2 separate regions of the Homo sapiens genome follow, and region 2 is linked to region 1. A link is a contact called in ENCODE Hi-C or POLR2A ChIA-PET data. All regions are on one chromosome and are shown on one strand. The core of a region is the stretch at or near the end of the contact, and the rest is flanking DNA. Distances in the headings are between cores, read along the strand shown.

Region 1 (2,976 bases), core at 387-2,886:
GTGAGGCTCCCTCGTCCACTGTTCACCTCCTGCTGTGCGGCCCTGTTCCCACCCGGGGTTGGGAACCCCTGGTGTAGAGAATGGGCTTTAGGGAGGTGAGTGACAGGAAGGAGACCGCTCAGGAGGTTGGAGCTTTTCCAGGAGAGAGGTGGCTTAGACTAGGGTGGAGTCGGTGGAGATCTTGAGAAGGGGTAGATGAAAGTCATATTTGAAGGTGGAGTGATGGGCTTGCTGATGGGCTGGCATTGAAGTAGACATGAGGGTGGCACCAAGGGTGTCTCCCAGACATCCTCTTGAATGGTTGCCGTGACATCATTTCCTGAGGTCGGAAATTGGGAGCTAAACTTCAATTTGAATTCAATTTGAATCCTGTCTCTACAATTCCCAACCACGTGACCCTAGACAGGTTGCTATTTTTTCTCCAGCCCTTTCCTTATTCAAAAGGGGAAAACCAGTAACTACTTTTGTGAGATTGTTTGAAGAGTCAATGAGACAACCCATGAAAATGCCCAGCCAGGAGCCTGAACCTTATCAATAACCTTATATTGGATGCCATTGCCGCTCCAAGATTTATTAGTATTTACTATCAAACTCAAGAGAGGAAACCAGCCTTGCATCCTGATGCTCTTGCAGGATTTTTCTCAGGTTCTAGCACTTGGCCTTGACTACTGAGAACTGTGATATTCCAGGCTGGAAAATATTTGCTGTCCCCAAAGGGCAGGTCAATGTGAATAATCTTTTTAATAATAACAATAATAATAATAGCTAATATTTGTAGAGCACTTATTATTGCTTGGCTCTTTTCATGGTTCATTTTATTTATTTCTTACAATATCCTACGGCGCGAGTACTTTTATTATTTTCACTTTACAGATGAGAAAATCTGAGGTTCAAGGGATTAAAGAATTTCTCCAGTGACCTCCAGCTATAAGTGGAAGAGAAGAGACTGGACTGCATCATAGGGATGTTCAGAGATCAGCCAGAAAGATCACCTTTCACAACAGGACTATGGGGCCCAGGCCCCATCCCTGTCATGCCCCTGCTCAGGTGTCTCAGGTCCGAGCGCCAGGACAAAGCCGGAGACTGCGCACTAGGACCGGTGCGCCTTGCTCACTGTCTGACTCTATCCCTCCTGCCCCGTCCACTGTCCCCACCAACGCCCTGCGCCCTCGTCCCTCTCAGTCCCGGTCCTCTCCACTCTAGCGCACTGCCCTACTCTGTCCGTACCCCCAGCCGCCGCCGCCGCCGCCGCGCCCAGTCCCTCGGTCGCTGGCCCGCCCTTCCCCGCCCCCTGCCCCCGGTCCCTCAGCCACTGCCCCGCCCCGCCCGTCCATACCCCTCCACGCCCCTCCCCATGTCCTGCCCGTCCCTCTCCATCCCCTGCACGCCCCGCCCCTCGCCCACTGCCCCGCCCCATCCCCTGTCAGTCCCGTCCATCGCCCACTGCCCCGCCCCGTCTCCTGCACGCCCCGCCCCGTCCCCTGCACGCCCCGCCCTCGCCCACTGCCCCGCCCCGTCCCCTGCACGCCCCGCCCCTCGCCCACTGCTCCGCCCCGTCCCCTGCACGCCCCGCCCTCGCCCACTGCCCCGCCTTCTCCACGCCCCGCCCCTCCCCGCCCCGCGCCTGCCGCGCATTGCAGACGCCCAGCGGCGCCAAGAACCCGGCCAAGCTGACTTGGCGACTCCTCGCAGCCCCTGCTCTGGCACGCCACACCTCAGACGAGGCTTTGAAAGTAGGGCGCAGCCTGAGAGGCCGGCCGGACCCCGAGTGCTGTAGGCGGGCTGGGAGATGGGGGCCGCCGCCACCCACATTCCCACACGCACCCGGCGCCGGCGCCTCACGCCGTGTTAGCTCGCGGCGCCAAGCCCGGAGGGTCCCGCCTGAGGAAGAAAGGTCGTCGCCCGCAGCCCAGCTGGGGCTGGAGGCGCGACCCGGGGTCTCCTCGCCCGCACGCGGAAGAAAATGGGCGCTGTGGCCTCAGTTTCCCTCTGTGAGCACCCGGCCCGGAACTCTGAGGAGTCGTCTGTGGAGGAGCCTTTGGCGTCCCCCTGCCCCTGAGCGTGGCCGTCAGCTCTTCCCAGCCCCTGCACTTTGCTTTCCCCTCCCTCACGCCCGGAAGGGTCTCGCCCTGCCCGGCTCAGCCCTCTCTCCCCACGCCCCTCTCCCAGGGTCCCCGCCCGGTCCCCTTCCGACCCCTTCCTCCCTCCCTTCGCTCCCTCCCCGCCACCGCCGCCACCCTGCCCTTTGCGGGCCGGTTTCCACGGAGTGGCCCCATCCCGGTGGCTTCACGTTGCACGAAGTCAGTTCAATCTGGAGACTGAAAAAGCCTCCGGGACGTGGGGCGGGAGGGTGCGGGGGGAGTTTGTGTGCGTATTTTGTGGGGAGGGGAAAAAGGTTAGGTAATATGTGCTCGGGAAAATCAATGTCTCAGGAATAGCAAATCTCAGGGTTTGGGTTTTTTCTTTGTTTGTTTTCTCTTTTAAGAAGTCCATCACTTAAAAAGTACATTTGATTTTTTTGAGACGGAGTCGCCCTCTGTCGCCCAGGCTGGAGTGCAGTAGGGCGATCGCGGCTCATTGCAGCCTCCGTCTCCCGGGTTCGAGCGATTCTCCTGCCTCAGCCTCCCAAGTAGCTGGGATTACAGACGCCCGCCACCGTGCCTGGCTACTTTTTGTACTTTTAGTAGAGACGGGGTTTCACCATGTTGGCCAGGCTGGTCTCCAGTTCCTGGCATCAAAGTGATCCGCCCGCCTCAGCCTCCCACAGTGCTGGGATTACAGGCGTGAGCCACTGCGCCAGGCCAAAAAGTACATTTTAAAAGTACCTCACACCACTGGGAGCCATTTAAAAAGATAAATAGGAATTTATTCCGAGAGAGCGAAACACACAGACTAAAAAGGAAAGTAGTGGAACCAGCGCAAGGTACAAGCCATATGCATTAAAATCTCCAGCTGCCCCGTAGGGGAACATGGTTT
Region 2 (2,700 bases), core at 20-2,519, 430 kb after region 1:
CCTCTAAGACCTGTGAGATGACATCACAGCAGGGCCCAGTGGGCAACTGAGAGGCTATTGTGCCCAGCCCTGTGACCGGGGGTCAGCTGCATGGTCTGAAAAAGGGGTGAAGACAGGCAGCCTGTCTGGGAGCTGTGAACAGGGCTCTCTCAGGTGGCACCAGGAAAGACCTCCCAATCCTGTCTGCCTGGGGGAAGGGAAAATAAATTCTCCAGAGGAAAGTCAAGATGACCAAGGGAGATGGTGGTGCCTGTTATGGGCTGAATGTGCCCCCAAAACGAATGGGTTGAAGCCCCAATCCCCAGCGCCTTAGAATTTGACCATATTTGGAGACAAGGTCTTTAACCCATTTATGCCCGAGGTTGCAATTTTTTTTTAATTTGAAAAATCAGACCTTGGCGATGCCCTTGAGCAGTAGGATATAAATAACTCCCGCAAGCTTAGTGATCCAATAACGGAGCACTAGGCATAAATGGGTGAAGCAATTTAGTTAAATGAGGTCACTGGCGGGGAGCCTTAATCCAATATGGCTGATGTTCTCATAAGAGAAAATGAGAATACAGACACACACAGAGGAAGACCATGTGTCAAGACACATGGAGGAGATGGCCTTCTACAAGCCAAGGAGAAAGACCTCAGTAGAAACTAACCCTGCTGGCATCTTGATTTTGCAATTCAGCCTCCAGAACTGAAAGAAAGAAAGTAAATGTCTATTGTTTTAGTTACTGAGTCTGTGGTGCTTTGTTGTGGAAGCCCTAAGAAAGGAATATAGGACGCTGTAAGCATGAAATGTGGAACTTCTTAAAGAGGAGGAGGGCACACAAAAATGGGTAGGAGGACTCAAGACAGGTAAGGATTTAATAATGATTCTTCTGTGTTTGTCAAATAAAATATTATAAAAATGTAACTAATTGTGATGGTGGCAGAAGCCTCACAAGGTTTGATGCCTCTGGTAGCCAGCTGCAGATCCACAGAGAAAGTGCTCAGCTCCCTGATCTTCTGCTCTTGGACAATGTCCAGTCCTTGACCTTCCTTGGCAGTGCTTGTGCTTATCTGAAATTGCTGCAAGTCCAGGGGCAAGGCTAGGTCCAGGAAGCAGGGAGAAAGGGTTCTAGCCCAATGCAATGCTCACCTGTAAGTCCCAGCAGTAGAGTCAGAAGCAGGAAAGGACCAGGAGGATGGGGCCAGGAGGCTGGGACAGGCATTTTGGAGACCTCAGAAGCCTGCTCTGTTCAAACGTCTGTTCTGGGGAGATGTCAGGCCCTGCTCTGAAGACAGAAGACAAGCCCTGCCTCCCTCAATTCAAGAGGAAGTGGCTATGATGGAATGCAACAGTAACCTGCTTCTAGATTGTGACTTACAAATCAGGCACAGTAGGCAGCTACAAAGCAAGGAGTTAATCGTGCTCCATTTTCAGGATAATCAGACAGGGTTAGCAGAAATAATGCTTCCTGCCTGCCTGGGACCTGTGCTCCCTCCTCGTGTCCCCAAACCCATTTTCAGGTCTTCTTGGTGATTTGCCATTTGAGGCTTTTAAGTCAAGAAAGATCTGTTGTTAGGTATTGTTTTCTAAAGTCTTTATTTCAAGACCCTAGGATGTGGTTGGCTTGTGGTCTTGTTCTGCACCAGCCTCAACCAAATGCCACTCCGCTGGACGTAGGAGAAGAGTTCACAGGACCTGCTCAACACTGGAGAGGAACCAGATCTTCTCCTGAAATGATTTTCTATTCCAAATTGCTATAATTGGCAACACTTAGCCCAAATTCAGTCTCTTGTGGACCTTAGCACTTTCATGTGCCTGCACCCAGCAGAAGGAATTATTTCTTGACTCCTTCCAGGAGAGAAACTGGGTTTGAGGTAATAAGCAACTGCTTTGTGGAGTGAGGTGGGGATTGTGGGTTATGGAAAGGGGATAGGGTTATCATGAGGGAAGATTATGGTGGGCAGGTTCCTGGGGCCGTCGCATCAATTTCAATACCCTTTCTTCTACACACAGAGCACCTATTTCATTCATCACTGAGTTCGGATGGGAAATGAGGAAAGAGGAAAAATCCATGCTCCTGCCAAGAGTGTGTGCCAAGGAGTTGGGGAAGTCGCTGGGCCCTCCTATGCTCAGTTTCAATCTCCTAAACTGGGAATAGTAAGTCTTTTTGTGCAGTGTTTTAGTGACGATTAAAGAGGTAATGAGCATATCATGCCTGAAACCCAGTAGGTCATTATTGATACTCACGGTGCCAGGTGAAGTGCGGGAACTCAAATGTTGCTTTTGAATGGATCCCTCCTGCATGCTGAGTTGCCCACCAGTGGCTTTCTCCCAGCAACCCAGGCCTCCTGAGACCCAGCTTATATAGTGTATTTGGACTCTCGCTGCCACCCTGAAATCAGTTTCTCCCTCTGGATTCTCTAAATCCCGCTCCTTGTTCAACCATAGATTAATTCCTCCTCTTACAATTTCCAGCTGTGTGATTTTCAAAAAGACACTACTTCTCTGAGCCTTGGTTTGATTGTATGTAAATAAATGTTAGAATATGCACCTTGTAGAGCTATGGTAGGAATAATATAAGCCATACTGAATGCTTGACTCATAATTAATTATAAGCAAAAAAACATGGCTATAATTATTTTCTGTGTACAGGAAGAGTCCACTGGTTCTCTGCCACCGTTGTGCCTTAGAAAAGCCACCTTGTTAAAAGAAATGAT

The links. A loop is a pair of places that touch in the nucleus more often than their neighbours do. ChIA-PET counts read pairs that join two places held with the same protein, here RNA polymerase II (POLR2A). Pooled maps may share reads with other maps.
Region 2: a pooled map shows a loop between it and region 1 (2.5-fold over the local background). The contact joins the promoter of SIRPG here to the promoter of RAD21L1 in region 1. A Hi-C loop is called at or near these places in 1 of 50 pooled maps. POLR2A ChIA-PET finds 5 or more read pairs at or near these places in 2 of 52 experiments (activated T-cell and naive thymus-derived CD8-positive, alpha-beta T cell).

Annotation. Positions count from the first base shown.
Region 1 is chr20:1,224,408-1,227,383 of GRCh38, forward strand. It overlaps RAD21L1 (RAD21 cohesin complex component like 1), which reads left to right and starts at 1,637. Exons shown (of 14, transcript NM_001384355.1): 1 at 1,637-1,733. RefSeq lists a silencer at 1,849-1,898.
Region 2 is chr20:1,656,510-1,659,209 of GRCh38, forward strand. It overlaps SIRPG (signal regulatory protein gamma), which reads right to left and starts at 1,270. Exons shown (of 6, transcript NM_018556.4): 1 at 1,133-1,270. The coding sequence starts at 1,205.